Linked DNA regions of Homo sapiens: region 2 is linked to region 1. Evidence: read pairs that join two places in POLR2A ChIA-PET (ENCODE). Cell type or tissue: MCF 10A. All regions are shown on one strand. Links, peaks and the distances in the headings refer to the core of each region. The heading gives the core; the rest is flanking DNA. Region 1 overlaps STK11 (serine/threonine kinase 11). Region 2 overlaps SBNO2 (strawberry notch homolog 2).

The links. Peaks named below come from ENCODE experiments on the same cell type or tissue, not always from the same donor. Only the 100,000 strongest peaks of a DNase experiment are listed, where the experiment ranks them.
Region 2: POLR2A ChIA-PET joins it to region 1 with 7 read pairs; 6 of 35 experiments call an interaction of 5 or more read pairs at or near these places.

What each region holds. Positions count from the first base shown.
Region 1 is chr19:1,210,248-1,220,100 of GRCh38, reverse strand. STK11 (serine/threonine kinase 11) reads right to left here. Exons shown (of 10, transcript NM_000455.5): 2 at 1,601-1,684; 3 at 688-777. Among named protein-coding and RNA genes, the nearest start is that of STK11, 9.4 kb to the right of the region's middle. RefSeq lists enhancers at 1,757-2,051, 5,928-6,117, 6,428-6,477, 8,332-9,118. In MCF 10A, for the core only: no CTCF peak of the experiment used is centred there; DNase peaks (open chromatin) are centred at 3,770, 4,490 and 4,880.
Region 2 is chr19:1,150,174-1,160,135 of GRCh38, reverse strand. It overlaps SBNO2 (strawberry notch homolog 2), which reads left to right. Exons shown (of 32, transcript NM_014963.3): 2 at 5,734-5,952. The coding sequence starts at 5,860. Among named protein-coding and RNA genes, the nearest start is that of SBNO2, 19 kb to the left of the region's middle. In MCF 10A, for the core only: no CTCF peak of the experiment used is centred there; DNase peaks (open chromatin) are centred at 4,535 and 4,895.

The sequences.
Region 1 (9,853 bases), core at 1,367-5,366:
AGTCTTGCTGGAACAGCAGGCCCCTCCCTGCCCCTGTGGTCCTGCAGCAGCAAGGGGCCCTGACTCTGAGGCCACAGACCTGCATCCAGGAGATCTGGTCAGGGCAGGCGGCTGCCAGCGATGGGCTGGAAGCAGGCCACTGGCCTCAGGCAGCAGGCCCAGCAAAGATGGAGGCGGGAGGTTGGCAGCAGCCCTGCCTGTGGATGCCACACATGGGGGACCCCAAAACTGTTTTTAAAAACTTGGGCCTTTACAAGGCCGGGCGTGGTAGCTCATGCCTGTAATCCCAGCACTTTGGGAGGCTGAGGCAGGCGGATCACGAGGTCAGGAGTTTGAGACCATCCTGGCTAACACGGTGAAACCCCGTCTCTACTAAAAATACAAAAAATTAGCCGGGCGTGGTGGCGGGCGCCTGTAATCCCAGCTACTCGGGAAGCTGAGGCAGAAGAATGGCGTGAACCTCGGAGGCGGAGCTTGCAGTGAGCCGAGATCGCACCATTGCACTCCAGCCTGGGCGACAGAGTGAGACTCCATCTCGAAAAAAAACACAAAAAAACAAAAAAACAAAAAAACTTGGGCCTTCATGTCAATGAATATCAGGACAAGCAGTGTGGCCTCACGGAAAGGAGCCTGCCCTGCCTGGCCCCCGGCCCCCGCCCCACCCTGGCCCCTGCCCCGCGCACGCACCCGTGGGCCTGGCACACTGGGAAACGCTTCTCCGGCACGCTGTCCAGCATTTCCTGCATGCCACACACGCAGTACTCCATCACCATATACGTGGGGCGCTAAGGACACACAGCTCAGGGGGCGGCCCCACTCACAGGCCCAGGGAGCACGGGGGCCAGAAAAGGGGCTCTGGAGGGACCCTCTGCACCCACCTTGCCCCTCCTCGGGACCAGGGCCCACCCTGCCCTCAGCCACCCCTCTGAAAAGGCCCAGGGGCCCCAGCGTCCCAGGAGGAAGGAGCCTACGGGGAAGGGGAGGACAGGGCTGACTCTTGGGGCAGCGTTCCTGCGGGGCTCACGTCCCCCACCCTGCCCATGGGCGGGGGATGGTGCCTCCTGGACGCCCCCCCAAGCAGGCTCGGGCCCATGCAGGACGGTCCCAGGGCCCCTGACCGCGTGGCTCAGGGAACACAGCCCCAGCCTCAGGACCACTTCTGGCTCTTGCTCTGGGCACAGGGCCTTAGGAAGCAAAGTCCCCGTAGGGAGGCTGTGCCCGTAAGACCCATGGGGGTGTCCACAGATGACACGAGGACACGCCCAGCCACGACCAAAATGGCCCACAACGGTCAGCCCGCGTGGCCTGTCTCAGGCAGACCGTGGCTACACCCCTGGTTAGCCTGGGAGGAGACTCTGAGAAAAAAGGGACTTGACACCCCACGGGCCCAAGACACAGGGGCCAGGGCTCAGGGCCCCTTTCAGCAAGCTGCGCAGCCATTGCCACAATGGCTGACTTCCGGGGAACCAGGGAAGGCCACGGCCCTCGTGTGCCAGTCTCCTTCAAGGAGACGGGAAGAGGAGCAGGCCTCGAGGCAGGCGGACCCAGGGCCCCAGCCCCTCCCACGGAGGCCCCGCGGTCCCAACACCGGAAAGGATATATTTTCTGCTTCTCTTCGTTGTATAACACATCCACCAGCTGGATGACATTTTTGTGCCGTAACCTCCTCAGTAGTTGAATTTCCCTGGGACAGAGAGGACAGGGGTGTATCAGCCGACCCAACGTCAGGATGATGGCCTGGATCCCTGGAGTCGGCCTCCCCATCTCCCTGTGGAAGTGGCGTACCTCCTCCCTTCCCTAGAGAGAAGCTGTGAGTTCACAGTGCTGTGGGAAAGGGCCCTGCAGGGGCCACGCGTCCAGGCTCAGGGCGGTAGGGGGTGGGAGCACAGCGCCCTCTAGTCTGTCATCGGCCGGCGAGGGCTTTGGAGGACACAGTTAGGACACTTTTTTTTTTTTCTGAGACAGAGTCTTGCTCTGTCCCTAGGCTGGAGCACGGTGGCCCGATCTCAGCTCACTGCAACCTCTGCCTCCCAGGTTCAAGTGATTTCCCTGCCTCAGCCTCCCGAGTAGCTGGGACTACAGGCACGTGTCACCACAGCCGGCTAATTTTTTTGTATTTTAGTACAGACAGGGTTTCACCATGTTGGCCAGGATGGTCTCGATCTCCTGACCTTGTGATCCGCCCGCCTCGGCCTCCCAAAGGACACTCTTAATTGAGCTTTGTAACTCAGTAACAGTTTTGCTTCCTAGAAACCAGACTACTGCAATGGTAGCACAGATGGAGCCCAGACTGTGGCAGGAGCCAGGGTGAGTTGGAGCCCTGGTGATGGCTCCGTCACACAGTACAGTCCCACGCAGCCAAGGGCTCCCAACTCCGAGGGTCCCACTCCTTGGAGGGTGGGCCGCAGGTGAGCTGGAAGGATGGCCCATAGGAAGGGGCAGGCGAAGAAGGAGACGCCACAGAAAGAGACATTGTGGGGTCCTGCCACACCCACCCGCCTGTCACTGCCCCCTCTGCAGCTGCCGCCCAGTTGGCCACGCCCACCTGCCTGTCACAAGGGTGGGGCACAACAGGCCAGAGAGCACAGCCCCCTCTGCAGCTGCCGCCCTGTCGCAGACACTTCATTTCTCCCAGCACTATAGGAGGCCGAGGCGGGTGGATCACCTGAGCTCAGGAGTTCGAGACCAGCCTGAGCAACACGGCGAAACCCTGTCTCTACTAAAAATACAAAAATTAGCCAGGTGTGGAGGTACGTGCCTCAAGTCCTAGCTACTCGGGAGGCTCAGGTGGGAGGATCACTTGAGCCTGTAGTTACCTGTGATCGTGCTACTGCACTCCAGCCTGGACAACAGAATAAGACCCTGTCTCATAAAAGAAAAAATTAAACAAAAACAAAAATGACGAGGAGCAAGGTCCTCACACCCAGTGGGTGGGCGTGGAAGCGTCTGCAGCTTCTCCAAAGGTCTGTTACCCTGTGAGCCAGCAGCTCCACTCCCAGGTACACACCCTGAGGAACAGTACACGCCACGCAGAAACGGAGCACGAGATGCTCACAGCAGCAGGACGCACAGCAGCCGAGATGTGGAACCACCCAGGGGCCCTTCCACAGACGAGGATCAGCACAGCCCATCCACGCACTCAACAAGACTCAGCCACAAAAACCAGTGAGGCTCTGACTCGAGCCACAGCCTAGCTGCACCTTGAGGATGTCACAGTGAGACACTAAAGGACACACAGTGTGTGATGCACTTTTTTTTTTTTTTTTGAGACAGGGTTTCCCTGTCGCCCAGGCTGGAGTGCACCTCCCAGGCTCAAGCGATCCTCCCATCTCAGCCCCGCAAGTAGCTGGGACTACAGACGTGTGCTACCATGCCCAGCTAATTTTTGTATTTTAGTAGAGACAGTTTCACCGTGCTGCCCAGGCTGGTCTCGTTTGAACTACTAGGCTCAAGTCATCTGCCCACCTCGGCCTCGGAAAACGCTGGGATGACAGGATCCCATTTCTTGTTTTTTTTTTTTTGGAGACGGAGTCTCACTCTGTCGCCAGGCCAGAGTGCAATGGCATGATCTCAGCTCACTGCAACCTCTGCCTCCCGGGTTCAAGCGATTTCTCCTGACTCAGCCCCTGAGTCGCTGGGACTACAGGTGCCCGCAACCACGCCCAGCTAATTTTTGTATTTTTAGTAGAGATGGGGTTTCACCATGTTGGCCAGGATGGTCTGGATCTCTTGCTCTCGTGAGTCACCGCGCCCGGCCGACAGGATCCCATTTCTATGCAATATCCAGGACAAGCCAATCCAGAGCCAGGAAGTGGATTCAGAGTGGCCAGGAGCTGGTGGAGGGGATGGAGAGTGACACAATGGGAATGGGGCTTGCTTTTGGGGTGACCGAACGTTCTGGAATTAGAAGTAGTGGTTGCACAGCCGTGTGAATGTACTTAATGCCACTGAATTGTACACTGTGAACGAATGAGTTGTACAGTATGTAAATTCCATCTCCATAGTTTTTTTTTTCTTTTTTAATTCTTAACAGGAAGCCCAAGCATGGAGCATAAAAAACAGCTGGGGGGCCAGGCGCGGTGACTCACGCCTGTAATCCCGACACTATGGGAGGCCGAGGTGGATCACCTGAGGTCAGGAGTTCGAAACCAGCCTGGCCAACATGGTGAAACCTTGTCTCTACTAAAAATACAAAAATTAGCCGGGCGTGGTGATGGGCGCCTGTAATCCCAGCTACTCAGGAGGCTGAGGCAGGAGAATCGCTTGAACCTGGGAGGCGGAGGTTGCAGAGAGTCGAGATCTCACCACTGCACTCCAGCCTGGGTGACAGAGCAAGACTCCATCTCAAAAAAAAAACTTGGGGTGTCAGGGGTATCCCACGACCCAGCCTTCCCCACCCCCAGCTCAGGGCTGCCTCTTGCAGGAAGCCTTGGCTCACCTTTCCCTCCCAGTGCACCAGTCCCAGGGCTCATTGCTCACTGCCCTCAGGGCAACCTCAGAAGGCCAAGGCCTGAGCTCTGCCAGGGCTGCAGGCTGTGCTGGGGCTGGGCCTGGACAAGGGGCCGCCAGTCTGGGGAGGGGCTAGGAGAGCAGGATGAAGGGAAAGCAAGGTGTGATGGGGACGGGGCACAGAGGGACACAGTCCCCCAGAAGCGGAGCCAGTGAGCAACTGGTTCCGGCCCCTGGCTGTGCCCGGTGCCCTGTCGGGCTGCCCAGCCCTGAAAGCGTCCCCCACTTCCACTGGTCACCGCAGGCCTGGTCTGCTCGCTGAGAAGCCCTGTGTTTCCGTTCTCTCTGGGCTATGTGGTGGTGGCACCAATTCCCAGCAGGGCCCGGCAAGGTTATTTATAGAACTGGCCAGGGCCTGTGTCCACAGCCTGGCAGGCACCCAGGGCATTGAGGGGGACGCTGAGGGTGAGGCTGGGCTCGGCAAAGGCCCCGGGGCCCAGCGCCTTCCTGCCTGCCAGGCTGCTCAGGAGAGCTCGGGGTGGGCCCGAGAGGCCCGGCTCAGCCCCAGATCCCCTTGTTCCCCAGGGCTCTGTGTGCCCCTAACCTCCCCCGCTGATGAAGGTCACAGGCCATTCCTGGGAGGCAAGACTTGCCTTCTATTCAGAGGAGATGCGGTGGCCGGGGGGCGGGGAAGGTGCTGTTTTCAGACAGCAGAGGCCAGATGCTCGGACGCACAGGCCCCAAGAGCCTGATGCTCCACCAGGAGGCGAAAGCACCCCCTCCCTCAGCAGGAGCCGGCTACCGGCAGGGAAGGTGGCCCAGGACACTATTCCAGCCTCCTCAGTGGAGCTGAGGGAGCCACGGGCCTTCAGGTCCAGCACCGCTCTGGCCCACCTCCTGCTGCCTGTGCAGGGACCACCCCACACCCACCCAGGCTCCAGCACAGTCCTAACCCTGAGGAGGGGCAGTGAGGCCAGGAGCTCAACCTGCATGCAGCCTCAGAGCCTCGTGGGGGCCGCTCGGGAGGCTGCACGGCCCTAAAAGCAAATGAGGGTGGAGGACTCCCTCCTGGAAACCTCCCTGCGCCGGCCACCACCTGCCGACACCATGTCTCCTCCATGAGCCATCATTCTACAGATGGGGAAACGGGCACAGGAGGACTCGCCCTCACCGAAGGCGCCCTGCCCTGCCTCCACCTCAACGGGGACACTTCACAGCAGCAGGACACACAGCAGCTGAAACGTGGAAGAGCCCAGGCACTCCTGAGCAGGTCAGCATAGACCAAGGGACACTGGGTTGTCTGTTTAATTAAAAGGGACCAAGGCATTCTGCGCAGGCACGTGCGTCCCCCGATTTATGCCAGGGGAGGAGTGGGGGTGGAGCCACCCCCGCCTGGTGGCAGTCACCTCCGGGATGATGGGTGCACATCAGCTTCTCTAGATCGCCAGGCTTCCTCTGACGTCTCCAGCCAGAAAAAGAGCAGAAGAGGAGGCCCAGCGAAACCTAAGAGCTTGGCGAGGAACAGGAAGAGCCTCCAGGAGGGGGAAGCCCGGCTCTTGGGGCATCGCCAGCCGCTCCGAGGTGCCACGTTAGGGGCCTACTGGGCTTGCCCAGGCAGCATGGACTGTTTAGCTGACTTGTTGATTAGCAGGACAGGAAATAGGAAGGAGAGTCATAAACGCCACTCAAGCTCACAGAGAGGTGGGGCTAGGAGCCTCCGTCTGCCTAGAAACAGATCATACAGGGAAGAGATGGGCCTGGCCCTCGCCCCGGCCTCCCACGGCTCAGAGCAGGACTGGGAGGCACATGGAGACCCAGGAACACCCAGCTCCAGACCCGCGTGCCCTGGTCCCTGAATCCCTCCTGATGTGGCTGAAACAAGGCCCTCAAGGATTCTAGAGGGACGCCGGCTGAGCACACGTGCACCAAAGCAGCCACAATTCACAGGCAGAGGCGGGAGCAGCCCAAGTGTCCAGCCACAGATGAGCAGTCAAACGCAGCGTGGCCCTCCACACACTGGAAAGTGACGCAGCCGTGAACAGCAGAGAGGTTCGGACCCAGGCCACGGCGCGGATGCCCCTTGAGGACAGCACACTCCGTGAGACAAGCCGGACGCAAAAGGCCACGCGGTGTGTGACACCACTCGTGTGAAATGTTCAGGACAGGCCAATCCAGAGGCAGGAAGGGAATGCGTGGGTGCCGGGACTGGGGAGGGAATGGGGAGTGATGGCTGACAGAGACGGGGTTTCCTTCTGGGGTAACAAGAATGTTCTGGAAGCTGATAGAGGTGATAGTTGTGCAACTCTGTCAATGTACTATATGCCACTGAATTACACACTTTAAAAAGGTGAACTTTGCCGGGTGCGGTGGCTCACACCTGTAACCCCAGCACTTTGGGAGGCCGAGGCAGGCAGATCACGAGGTCAGGAGATCGAGACCATCCTGGCTAACACAGTGAAACCCCATCTCTACTAAAAATACAAAAAAATTAGCCGGGCATGGTGGCAGGCGCCTGTAGTCCCAGCTATTCGGGAGGCTGAGGCAGGAGAATGGTGTGAACCCGGGAGGCAGAGCTTGCAGTGAGCCAAGATCACGCCACTGCACTCCAGCCTGGGTGACAGAGCGAGACTCCATCTCAAAAAAAAAAAAAAAAAAAAAAAAGGTGAACTTTAGGCCCAGTACTATGGCTTACACCTGTAATCCCAGCACTTTGGGAGGCCAGAGAGGATTACTTAAGGTCAGGGGTTCAAGACCAGCCTGGGCAACACAGCAAGCCCTTGTCTCTATAAAATAAAAAATAAAAAGGTGGGCCGGGCACAGTGACTCAAGCCTGTAATCCCAGGACTTTGGGAGGCCGAGGCGGGCGGATCACAAGGTCAGGAGATCGAGACCATACTGGCTAACACGGTGAAACCCCGTCTCTACTAAAAATACAAAAACAAAATTAGCCAGGCTTGGTGGCAGGCACCTGTAGTTCCAGCTTACTTGGGAGGCTGAAGCGGAGCTTGCAGTGAGCCAAGATCGTGCCACAGCACTCCAGCCTGGGGGACAGAGCGAGACTCCGTCTCAAAAATAAATAAATAAGTAAATAAAGGTGAACGTGGCGAAGCAGTGGCTCATACCTGTAATCCCAGCACTCTGGGAGGCCCAGGCAGGCGGATAGCTTGAGTCTAGGAGTTTGAGACCAGCCTGGACAACATGGCGAAACCCCATCTCTACAAAAAACTAGTCGGGTGTGGTGGTGCACATCTGCAGTCCCAGCTACCTTGGGGGCAGGAGGGTCACCTGAGCCCAGAGCTATGATTGCGCCACTGCACTCCAGCCTCGGCGATACAGTGAGACCCTGTCTCCAAAAAAAAAAAAAAAAAAAAAAAAAAAGGTGTTAAGAAAATTGAGTCCAGTTTGAGCAATACGGTGGCGTTTGTGGGATATACGGGCCGTCCAGCCGCCTCACTGATTCCCCGACAGCTACAGCAGCGCCCCAGATCCTGAGAGAGGAACCAACATTCCAGGCCTGCCCCAGCTGGCTGGGCACCGGAAGCCCACTGTGTGCACAGCCCAGAACCCCCAGTGGACCCATTACCCCCGCTGTTCTGCGGCTGCCCAGCCCCTGAGCTCCCTCTGGGTCTCAGAGCTCTCCCTCCCGCTGCCCAGAGAGGGGCACAAACAGAGGCCTCGAGGACACCCAGGCCTCACATGGCTGGCGCAGGGGCCTCAGCAGATGCTGGAACCCCATAAAGGCCGCCTGGGATGTAAAGACCTACAAAGTCCAGGACTGACTCCCAGCTCGCGAAAATCCTCTTTACCATAGGTCCAAGCATCTGCCAATCATCGCCGCAACCAGGCACACTGAGTGCCGCCCACCTCCCACCTCCTGGCTGGACACCGCGGGGGCGGTGCGGATGGGAGAGCCACAGCCCGGATCTGGGCCCGTTTCCTACGGCAGCAGTGATTTTCACATTTCCAAACAGGTAGAAAGAAAAGATACGAAAGCACAGTGTTTTGCAACAGGTGGAAGTGACAGGAAAGGGCAGGGCCGTGGGACACCGCCAGGCTGTGCGCTCACGGCAGCCCTGGGTGCCTCTGCGGAGGCTCCACAAGGCGGGCAGACTCCCTGCCTTCGAGCCCACTCTCACTGGGGTGGAAAGGGGGAGGGAGGCATGGCGGCCTTCTGCCTGCACCCCCCCCCCCAGAACCCCACTGTGGGCTCCGCAGCAGCAGCTAGCCGTGCTGTCCCCCGAGAAGCACGGGGAGTCGGGCTGGGCACAGGCGACCCTTTCCAGCCCTTCCCTGCTCCACCCTAGGAACCCACTGCCTACCAGAAACAGCCTATGGCACTGATTTTATTTTAATTAATTGTTTTTTTGAGACACAATTTCGCTCTTCTCTCCTAGGCTTGCCCAGCCTGGAATGCAATGATGCGATCTCGGCTCACCGCAACCTCCGCCTCCCAGGTTCAAGCGATTCTCCTTGCTTCAGCTTCCCCAGTAGCTGGACTACAGGCGCGCGCCACCACGCCTGGCTAATTTTTGTATTTGTAGTAGAGACGGAGTTTCGCCATATTGGCCAGGCTGGTCTTGAACTCCTGACCTCAGATGAAGTAGCTGGGATTATTGGCATGTGCCACCACACCTGGCTAGTTTTTCTATTTTTAGTAGAGAGAGGGTTTCACCATGTTGGCCACGCTGGTCTCAAACTTCTGACCTTGTGATCAAACCGCCTCGGCCTCCCAAAGTGCTGGGATTACAGGCGTGAGCCACCACGCCCGGCCCCAGCCCTTTTTTTTTTCGAGACGGAGTTTCACTCTTGTTACCCAGGCTGGAGTGCAATGGCATGGTCTTGGCTCACCGCAACCTCTGCTTCCCGGGTTCAAGTGATTCTCCTGCCTCAGCCTCCAGAGTAGCTGGGATTACAGGCGTGCGCCACCACACTCAGCTAATTTTGTATTTTTAGTAGAGACAGGGTTTCACCATGTTGGTCAGGCTAACTCCCAACCTCGGGTGATCCACCCGCCTTGGCCTCCCAAAGTGCTGGGATTACAGGCATGACCGAACATGCCCAGCCCTCTTTTTAACTCATTGATGCTTTTTGGAACTTTCCTATTTCTAATAAGATTATACTTTTTGCCGGTGAGAGCGGGACAAGGCATGGACTCCAGGGCTGCCTTTCTGGGAAGGAAGGGAAGAGACGGGACTCACGCCGGCTCCATCTGCCCCAACCCACCCCCCTTGGTGATCGCCCACGCTTTCCACACCAACTGGAGGACCGGACGCCTGAGGCTTGTCTGGAAGGTTCCAGACACTCGCTGCGAGACACAATCTGAGCGGAGTTTATTAAACTTCCCACACACAAAGGAGGCTTTTTCCCTGCAGCGCTGGCAGCAAGGCTGGCCAAGGCCTTGGGC
Region 2 (9,962 bases), core at 3,111-7,110, 62 kb after region 1:
CAGGCGCAAGCTGCCCACCAGCACCCACAGCCAGAGGGCGGGTGCTGCCCCTGGGGTGGAACGTGTGAGAGGGTGGTGCGGGAATGTGGCCGCGTGGCGGGGCAGGCGGGGGCACCCGGAGGCTGATGGCTGCAGAGAGCAGCACTGGCGTGGGCAGGGGCAGCGCCGGACACTCTGGGGTCTCCCTCACCCACCTCCCTTCCCTGGCCCCCTCCTCTGCCACTGCCCAGCTCTGTGGGGGGCGAAGTCCTCTCAGGCAGGCACCTTGGCCCAGGAGTAGGGGAACCTCACGGATGTCTTGAATGTGTCCCCTCCTGTCCCCCCACTGTCCCCCCGCTGTTCCCCCACTGTCCCCCACTGCCCCCCGCTGTCCCCATCTCCCCGCTGTCTCCCTGTTGTCACCCCGTCCCTTGCTGTCCCCCCGCTGTCCCATCCGCCGCTGCCCCCCCACTATCCCCCACTGTTTCCCTACTGTCCCCCTGCTGTCCCCCCACCATCCCCCGCTGTCCCCCCACTGCCCCCCACTGTCCCCTGCTGTCCCTCCACTGTCCCCTGCTCTTCCCCCGCTGTCCCACTGTCCCCTGCTGTCCCCCCACTGTCCCCTGCTGTCCCCAACTGTCCCCTGCTGCCCCCTGTCCCCCCACTGTCCCCTGCTGTCCCCAACTGTCCCTTGCTACCCCCTCTTGCTACCCCCGTCCCCCCAAGGTCTCTCACTGGGCTGACCCTCCCTTGGCTCCAGCCCTTCAGGCCTCCCTTGCCCCGGGCTCCATGTTGAGGGACGAAGCGCTCTGTCTGCAGGGGTCAGGACCTGAGACGGCCTGCAGTGTCCTCCCCACCAGACGGTCCTGGCGGCCGAGTTGGGGCCTGCCCAGGTGCCTGAGCTTGCAGGGCTCTCTGCCCCATATTAGCTGAGCCTTGTGAAATCGCCAGCCCCCGCCCCCTGCACCCGGTCCTAGGATGCGAGTTGTGCGCCCGCCAGGTAGAGGGTGATTGCCCTGTCTTGAGCCCATCTGGAGGCCAGTGTGCGGTGGTCATAGCTGCAGGTGGGGTCACGGCTGTGGGGCGGCGGTTGCAGCCGCAGGTGGGGTCATGGCTGCAGGTGGGGTCATGGCTGCAGGTGGGGTCGCGGGTGCAGGTGGGGTCACGGCCGTGGGGCGGCGGTTGCAGCTGCAAGTGGGGTCACGGCTGCAGGTGGGGTCGCGGCTGCAGGTGGGGTCACGGCTGCAGGTGGGGTCGCGGCTGTGGGGCGGCGGTCACAGCTGCAGGAGGCCATCACGGCTGTGAGGTCACCGGAGGCCGCAAGTCCGCTCTGTCTTATGGCCGTGGCTCTGTGCGGGGTTCCCGGGACACCCGGGGGCCTGCTCCTTGCCATCTTCAGGTCCTGGGACGCAGGGAGCGCCTTGTGCCTGCCCGGAGAACCTCGGCTGAGGTAATGCGGCCTCCAGGGACTGTGCGGTGGCCTCTGCCGGGCTCCATCACCACGGTCGCGCCCGCTCGCCCGGGCCTCGCCGCCTCCTCCTCAGACCTCCATGTCCGCCTTTGCTGGCGCAGGCCTTGAGATGCTGCCGGGTGTGCCAGGAGACCAGAACCCGGGCCTGGGCGGAGCGCTCTGGGGTGTGCCGTGCGCCCTGGGTCCTCCCGTGGTCTCGGTTATGGCTCTGCGGCCAGTGTCTTCTCAGGGTCTCCGCTTTGCCGTCGCGAACGTGGGCACAGCGTGGCCTGAGCTGCTGAGTCTGGCTCTGGGGGTCACGTCAAGGCTCCACCTAGGGGCCTCCGTGTCCACATCCGAAAGTGCGGGGGTCACAACCCTGCTCGGCGAGAGGACGGCAGGAGAACCGGGCTCCGAGGACACAGCTCCCCATCTGCAGACGGCTCGGGTCTGAGGGCGGAGCGCGCGAAGGGGCTCCACACGACAGGTGCTCAGGGACCCCCAGGGGGAGGGTCCGCACAGTGGCCAGTTCTGAACATCAGGAGGCTGAGCTGTTGCTGCACAGCGTGGGGTGAGACCCTGGGGCGTCCAGCCAGGAAGACGGGGACTTCAGCAGGCTCAGAAGAAAGAGGCGGGAGGCGGCCGCAGTTACCCGGACTCAGGAGAGAGAGACGGGAGGCAGATGCAGTTACCCAGACTCAGGAGAGAGCTGGGAGGCGGACAGTTATCCGGACTCAGGAGAGAGCTGGGAGGCGGACAGTTATCCGGACTCAGGAGAGAGCTGGGAGGCGGACAGTTATCCGGACTCAGGAGAGAGAGCTGGGAGGCAGATGCAGTTACCCGGACTCAAGAGAGAGAGCTGGGAGGCGGACGCAGTTACCCGGACTCAGGAGAGAGCTGGGAGGCGGACACAGTTACCCGGTTCCTCGGATTCTCCCGGATCTTGGTCCTGTCTGAGGTTCTGCCTTCCCAGTGGTTGTCCTGTCTGGGCCACCAGCACCTTCATCGTTCTCTTTTACAACGACTCCCTTGAAGACCTGATTTCAGAAGGAAGCCACATCCCCTCTGGGTGTCAGCGTGCTGATAAAGCGCGGGCCCCCTCCCAAGGTGGGAACCGTGTGACCCCCGCCCCCCCAACCCCCACACCACGCATCCCTCCAGTCATGGGACTCGCGCCCAAAAATAAAACCAGGCAGGGGACACGCTCTGCTGCCCGCTGGACGTTTGGCTGGCCCGTGGCTCTGAGGCTCGGGGTGGGCCGTGTCACCGGGGCCGCGTGGGGAGAGGGTCTCCGGGGCCGCGTGGGGAGAGCGTCTCCGGGGCTGCGTGGCAGAGGGTCTCCGGGGCCGCGTGGGGAGAGCGTCTCCGGGGCTGCGTGGCAGAGGCTGCGTTGGGGTGTTCTCAGGCCCCAAGACCCCACCCAGTGTCCCACTAGGGTTTATCCTGGGGATTGGGGCAGCTGGATGCCCCAGAGACATGGCGTGGTCACAGCTGCTGCAAGAAACGGCGGCGGAGTCAATGGGGGAAGGGTCCGGAGGGCTCAGGACCATGGGGTGGGAGCCAGCCCTTGGGGGCGTGGGCCCTCGGACAGGACCGAGTCTGCAGGCAGGGCTAGGGGCTGGGGGCTGCGGGAGGGCCTGGGGATCGGGGCAGCAGGGGTTGTGAGATATGGCCGAGGACAGGGTGGGAGGCGATGGGGGGCTGGCAGTGGGCGGAAAGGCAGGGCTGTGGGTCCTGAGGGATTGCAGAGGGTGGGCGTTCTCAGGAGTGGCGGGTCCTGGGGGATTGCAGAGGGTGGGCGTTCTCAGGAGTGGGCACAGCCTGAAGTGTTGGGTTGTGGGGGGACTTGGAAATGGGCCCCGGGTGCAGGGTCGCCCCAGCCCGGCACCCACGCATCCCCTTCTGTCTCTGGATGGGCCCGTCCTGGACAGTGCATAGTAGTGGGATCACACACATCTGTGCCTGGCGTCTCTCACAGAGCGTGACGTCCTCAAGGTGCGTCTGCGCTGTGGCCTAGGTCGGCCTCGCTGCTGTTCATGGCTGTGTCGTGTTCTGGCACGTGGATGGGCCACGCCACATGCTGGTCCACTCGCCTATCCGTGGACACTGGGCTGCTTCCTCGGGTGGCTGTTGTGAGTGGTGCTGCTGTGGACGTGCATGGCCACGTTTCTGTGTGGTGTGGAATTGCTCGGTGGTGTGGTGACTCCAGCGTTAGCCTCTTGAGGAATCCCAGACTGCCAAGCAGCCGTGTGTGAGGATCCGCCTCCGCCTCCGCCTCCTGGTTTTGGGCCCTGACTCTTGGTTGGTTGTGCCTGGTGTCCGCATTGTTCTCCTGCCCCCATCCCCTCCCGGTCCAGGTCTCCACACCCTGCCAGGTCCCCAAGGCATGGACTCCAGGTCACATGCCATGTGTGAAGCCCTCCCCTTGAAGAACCCGGTCCCCTGAGCCTCCTGGGGTTGCCGCCTGGAAGGGGCGTCCACAGACGTGGGGGGCTCAGAGACCGTAGGGAGGGAGGAGCTGCCAGGAGCACCGTGCTGGCCTAGGGGACTCGGACACAGGCGAGCTCAGGGCCCCTGCTGCTGGAGGGGTCCCTCAGCTATGGTGTACCCCGAGGACGGTCATGGGGTCGCCCCAGAGCTGCCCAAGGTGCCCCCTCCCCAAGCTCCGTCCACCGTGGGGCCTGGGCCCTGCTGCCCATCAGCTCAGGACTGTGTGGCCTCAGAGCTGAGGAGCGCCCTGAGTGTGGAAAAGGTCAGCGTAGCTCTGGGGCTGTGGCTGCCGTGAGATGGAACCTGCAGCAGGAAGGGGTGCTGACAGGAGCTGAGGGGAGTCCCTGCAGGGGAGGGGCTGCTGAGCCCCAAGGCAGGGGGTGGGCCACCCCCTAGCACTGGTGGGCCCCTGGATGGGGACCCCGGTATCAGCAGCTGCCTTGGGCCCAGCAGAGCTGTTTGTGGCCACCAGCACACGGGGCCGGGGTCGGGGGGTCCCAGGCTCTACCCAGAGAACCTGTCTCCCAGAGGAACATACCGAGGCTTGGAGGAGCTTGGGTGTCTGAGGTTATTCAACTCAGAAGGTGGAGCCAGGCTTTGATCCTGCCTGACCCAGAATCTTTGACAAGGATTGGCCAAGACCCCAGATCCCAGCGGGCCTGTCCCTTCCCCTAAAGGGCCGTTCTGGCAAGGGTGTCGCAGGTCCCCGTGGGCAGCTGGAAGGGCTGCCAAGGGTCCCAGCTCTGGTGGCAGTGGGTTGTAGCGTCCTGACTGCAGGGAGCAGGCAGAGGCCGCGGACAGTTGGGACGGCCTGGCAGGGTGACCCCCACTGTGCCTGACCACCTCCATCTGGTCTCTGGGACAGGAGTCCCGACCCCCAGCCCCTGTTGCCCGGCCACTGTCTCTGGAGCGCCGGGCAGAGACGTGCCTCTCCCCCACGGGATTGCACAAGTGCCTGCGTGTGGCTGGACGGCAATTACTGGAAGTCCCGGAGATTTCTTCACTCCAGGGCTTGGCCGGGAGTGGCCGCCGCCTCCCCTTCCTGCCGCCCTCGGCAGTGAGCATGCTGGGCGGACGCCTGGAAAGCTTTCCCTGCCACCACGGGCCAGCCTGGGTCCCTGCACTCGCCAGGTAGGGCCTGGTGGGGGCTCAGCCTGGCGGGCGTCTGGCCGTGTGCCAGAGGCCGCGGGGCACGTGGGAGCTGTCCCTGGCGTCTGATGGTGTGGGGCTCGGCTCTGTAGCCCAGGAACGTTCTCAGTGGGGATGCTGGTGTGTGATTAGCCTGAAACGAGGTCTGGGTGCTCTTCCAGCTCTGCGTGGCCCCTGACCCCCCTCCTTGGGAGACCTCACTGTGGAGCCCCTGCTGCCTCTGAGGGACAGGGCTGGGTCCAGTGTCCCCTGGGCTCCCCTGGGTGCCGGGCCCGGGTTGGACTCTCCCTCCACAGTCTCACACCGGCTGCTGACAAAGCCAGATGTGGGGGAGTCAGCCTGCAGCTCCACTGCTCACAGTCTGGGTGCCTGGTCCTACGGCTGCCCTGTGACCTGGGCAGCCCTGTCGGGCCCACCTTAATCGTTGTAGTTGGGGCCGGGGAGGCCAGGAAAGGCGCTGTGGGCAGCACAAAGGAGTTGGGTGGCACTGCTGATGGCGGGTGGGGGTGAGTGGGGAGGGGAAGGAGCGCCTTTTGGTTCCGGCCCAGGAGGTAGCAGGAGCTGCAGCCCAGGCTGGGACCGGTCATGCCCGAGGGAGAGGCGGCCGGGGAGCACCACTCTCCACCACCGTTGGACTCTCAGGACGTCCCCGTCTCCCTCTGCAGATCATGATGCTGCCGCCACCGCCGCCACCACGGAGCGAGAAGCCCAGATAGACGCCCCGGCGGCCCCGGGTCCTGGAGTCCCGCCGCCTGCTGCCCGGCCGAGGACCCCACCCCGCCTGCCGCCCGATGCTTGCAGTGGGGCCCGCCATGGACAGGGATTACCCGCAGCATGAACCCCCGCCGGCGGGCAGCCTCCTGTACAGCCCGCCGCCCCTGCAGGTGAGCCCCACCCCCGGCCCCGGCCCACCCGACGGGGTCCACGGGCACTTGCCCCGCTCCGAGTGCCCGGGGTCACGTCGTGCGGAATGCTGCCCCAGTGGACGCGGCGTGATCTCCACCTGACCTTCCTGGCCCGGAGCCCGGCTCCACCCGCCCCCGTGGGCCCTGGAGAAGGGTCCCCATGGGGATGTGAATGGGAGGCTACTCATGGCCCCAGCTTTTCAAGAAGCACATTTGAGGAGATTCTCCCTGCTGCAGAGCTTCCAGTTCCTTCGCCGTCAGCTGTAGGGGGGGCTCAACTTTACTTGTAGGAACCTGTCAGTGAGGGAATTACTTAAAAAATATGTTTCTGGCCAAGTGGCTCGTGCTTGTAATCCCAGCACTTTGGGAGGTGGAGGTGGGCAGATCACCTGAGGTCCCGAGTTCAAGACCAGCCTGGCCAACATAGTGAAACCTCGCTTCTGCTAAAGATACCAAACTTAGCCAGGCGTGGTGGCGGACGCCTGTAATCCCAGCTACTCGGGAGGCTGAGGCAGGAGAATTGCTTAAATCTAGGAGGCAGAGGCTGCAGTGAGTGGAGACGGCGCCACTGAACTCTAGCCTGGGCGACAAGAGTGAGACTCCATCTCAAAAAAATGAAAAATAGGCCTGGCACGGTGGCTCACGCCTGTAATCCTAGCACTTTCAGAGGCCAAGGCGGGCAGATCACTTGAGGTCAGGAGTTTGAGACCAGCCTGGCCAACATGGTGAAACCCTGTCTCTACTAAAAATACAAAAAATTAGCCTGGCGTGGTGGCAGGTGTCTGTAATCCCAGCTACTTGGGAGGCTGAGGCAGGAGAATCGCTTGAACCTGGGAGGCAGAGGCTGCAGTGAGCAGAGATTGCACCACTGCACTCCAGCCTGGGTGACAGAGCGAAACTGTGGCTCAAAAAGAAAAAAAAAAATTTTTAAATTAAAAATATATAAACGTGTATATATATATTTATTTTTATTTTATTTCATTTTATTTTATTTTGTTTTGTTATTTTTAAAACACGGTTTCACTCTGTTGCCCAGGCTGGAAGTGCAGTGGTGCGATCTCGGCTCACTGCAGCCTCTGCCTCCTGGGCTAGTGATTCTCCTGCCTCAGCCTCCTGAGTAGCTGGGACCACAGGTACGCGCCACCATGCCCGGCAGATTTTTAAAATTTTCTCGTAGAGATGAGGTTTTGCCCCGTTGGACACGCTGGTCTCAAACTCCCGGGCTCAGTTGACCCGCCTGCCTTGACCTCCCAAAGTGCTGGGATTACAGGCGTGAGCCACCGCGCCCGGCCCTGCCTGGGGATTTACCTGGAGACAGAGGGGCTGCCCTCTCCTATCAAGCAGCAGGACCTGCTCCAGGACTCCAGGGTCTCCTGGGTACTCCCTAGCCCAACACCCAGGTTGGCCTGTGGGGCGAACATCACAGACACCCCTCGGCAGTCCATCCTCAGAGGGCTTTGGGCAGCTTCCTGCCATGTTCTGACCGTCCAGAGGGGGCTCTGAGCTGGGGCCAGGGTACCCCTCTCGTAGCAGGGTCCCTGTTGCGGCCCAGACCCCTCCTGTCCCCCTCCCTAGTTCCTGAGTCCCTTGGGGTTGAGGCTGGATCCTCACAGCTGCCCCGGTGGAGCTCGAGTACCGGCCGTCGGTCAGCCTCCTGGGCCACCATAAAGGGGACTGGCCAAGCCACATCCCCACCGGAACAGCTCCATCCCCCGAAACCCGCCAGGAGCTTGTTCCGATCCAAGAATTCTATCTCGGAAACACACCCTGGGGACTAATCCAGGAGGGAGGGGAAGACAGAGCGGCACTATTTATAGTGGCAGGAAACTGGAATCTCCCCAGAGGCTCTACGGTGGGGAAATAATTAAGCGAATTATGGGATGTGGAGACAGAGGAGCCATCTTCAAGGATCCGAGCGGGAGCAGGAAGGTGTTAGCAGTGACAGTCGGGGAATGCGACAGGGCTGGAACCCGGCGGGGGCACTGGACACCAGCCACAGGGCTCAGGCCGGGGCGCACCCGTGCGCGTAACCGGCTTTGCTCCCCATCCCGTGTGTGAGGCTCATCCCACCCTCCCTGTTCCGGGTTCCGTCACATTCGGGTACGTCATGGACACCTCTGGGCAGGGTCGACTGAGTTCGCACACGCACAGCCCAGCCTCTTCCAGTGCCCAGAGTATTCAATTAGAAATAAAAATACACCGGCCAGCACAATGGTTCACGCCTGAAATCCCAGCACTCTGGGAGGCCGAGGTGGGCACATTGCTTGGGGTCAGGAGTTCGAGACCGGCCTGGCCAACATGATGAAATCCCATCTCTACTAAAAATACAAAAGTTAGCTGGGCGTGGTGGCGGGCGCCTGTAATCCCAGCTACGCATGAGGCTGAGACAGGAGAATCGCTTGAACTCGGGAGGTGGAGGTTGCAGTGAGCCACGATCGTGCCACTGCACTTCAGCCTGGGTGACAGAGTGAGACTCCGTCTCAAAATAAGGAAAGGAAAGAAAATCACCAGGCAGGCTCTGATTGTCTGGGCAGGGTCAGGTGCCCATCTCTGGACCAATTATGTGCTAGGACCTGCCATCTAAAGGTGAAGCCACACCCTCTGGCTGCCAGAGAAGGTCCCAGGGAAGACTCTGATTGGCCTGCCATGCCCATGGCACCCCTGTGGGGTGGGACTCGGGTGTGTGTGGATGGCAGGTCTCAGAGGAGCCATGGGCTGTGGGAGGGAGGAGACTAGGGGGATAGAGGCAGTCAGGACTTTCCCCCCGTCCCATCCCCTAGCCTGGCCTGGGTACAGGTGGAGCATGTTGGGTGAGCCAGGGACCCCTGGATCCTCCCGCCCTGCGACCCCAAGCCCCCCGCCCCCTTCCTGCAGCTGCAGTTCCCTGGCCGTGGCCCTGCCCAGCCTGGCCCAAGGCGCCGTGTGTGCCTGAGACGGACTCCAGCTCATCTGAGGAGGCTGGGTTGGTCTGGAGTCAGAGTTCTGTTCCAGAATGTTCCGGATGTGCCACATGGCCTTGGGAAGTTCCTGTTTCTCTCCAGGGCTGGCTTTCTCTCTTCCCAAAAGGGCAGGAGGAGGGGAAGGATCAGGAGACCCGGGCTCTGGAGCCCCTGTGGCTGGTGGCCCGGCTTCCTGCAAGCCACTTGCACGGGGTCTTCTCACGGGTGCAGGAGCTCAGGGTGCCCAGGCTGCCGGCCTCTGTGCAGGGGAGGAGCTGTGGGCTTTTGCTGATAAACTTATTTTATGCAAAAGCTGGAGGAGCGGGGCAGCGGTCACCCCGAGGGCTTTGCCTATCTCGAGGCTGTCGGGGGTCCTGGAATCCCCCACCCAGCACCTGCGGGTACAGAAAGTGGCCCCCGGCCATCCGGGCTGGTTCCCAGCCAGTGTGAGGTGAATGAGGGGCAGAGGTGGCCGAGCCCCAGGGAATTGCATCAGGGCCTCATAGAGGAGCAGGGCTCACGTGGGCCTGGGAGAGGTCACTGGGGGACTCAGGGAAGCAGGCGAACCCCCAACCCTGTTCTGGAAGCCAGCGTGGCCCCCAGTCCTGCTGGGATAAGCAGGATGATGCCCCCGGCTGGTGGTGTCTCCCCCATGACCACGGGGGCGTCCGTGACGGCAGGGTCTCCCCCGTGACCGTGGGGGCGTCCGTGACGGCAGGGTCTCCCCCGTGACCGTGGGGGCATCCGTGACGGCAGGGTCTCCCCCGTGACTGTGGGGGCGTCTGTGACGGCAGGGTCTCTCTGCTGCAGGTGAGGTTGGCCCTGTGCAGGTGGGGGCCCTGCTGAGGGGTGCCCATTCTGCAGGGCACGAGGTGTCCACAGCCCTGCCCCCGAAGCCGCAGGTGCTGACCCTGGGCCCGCTGCCGCCCTTGGGCCCGCTGCTGCCCCGTGTGCTCCCCATCCTCAGGTTTTGGGGCCTGCCGTGTGCCTCAAGCCGCTCTCATTCCCAAGGGCAGGCATAGTGAGGTTTTCCCAGAGAACCATGGGGTG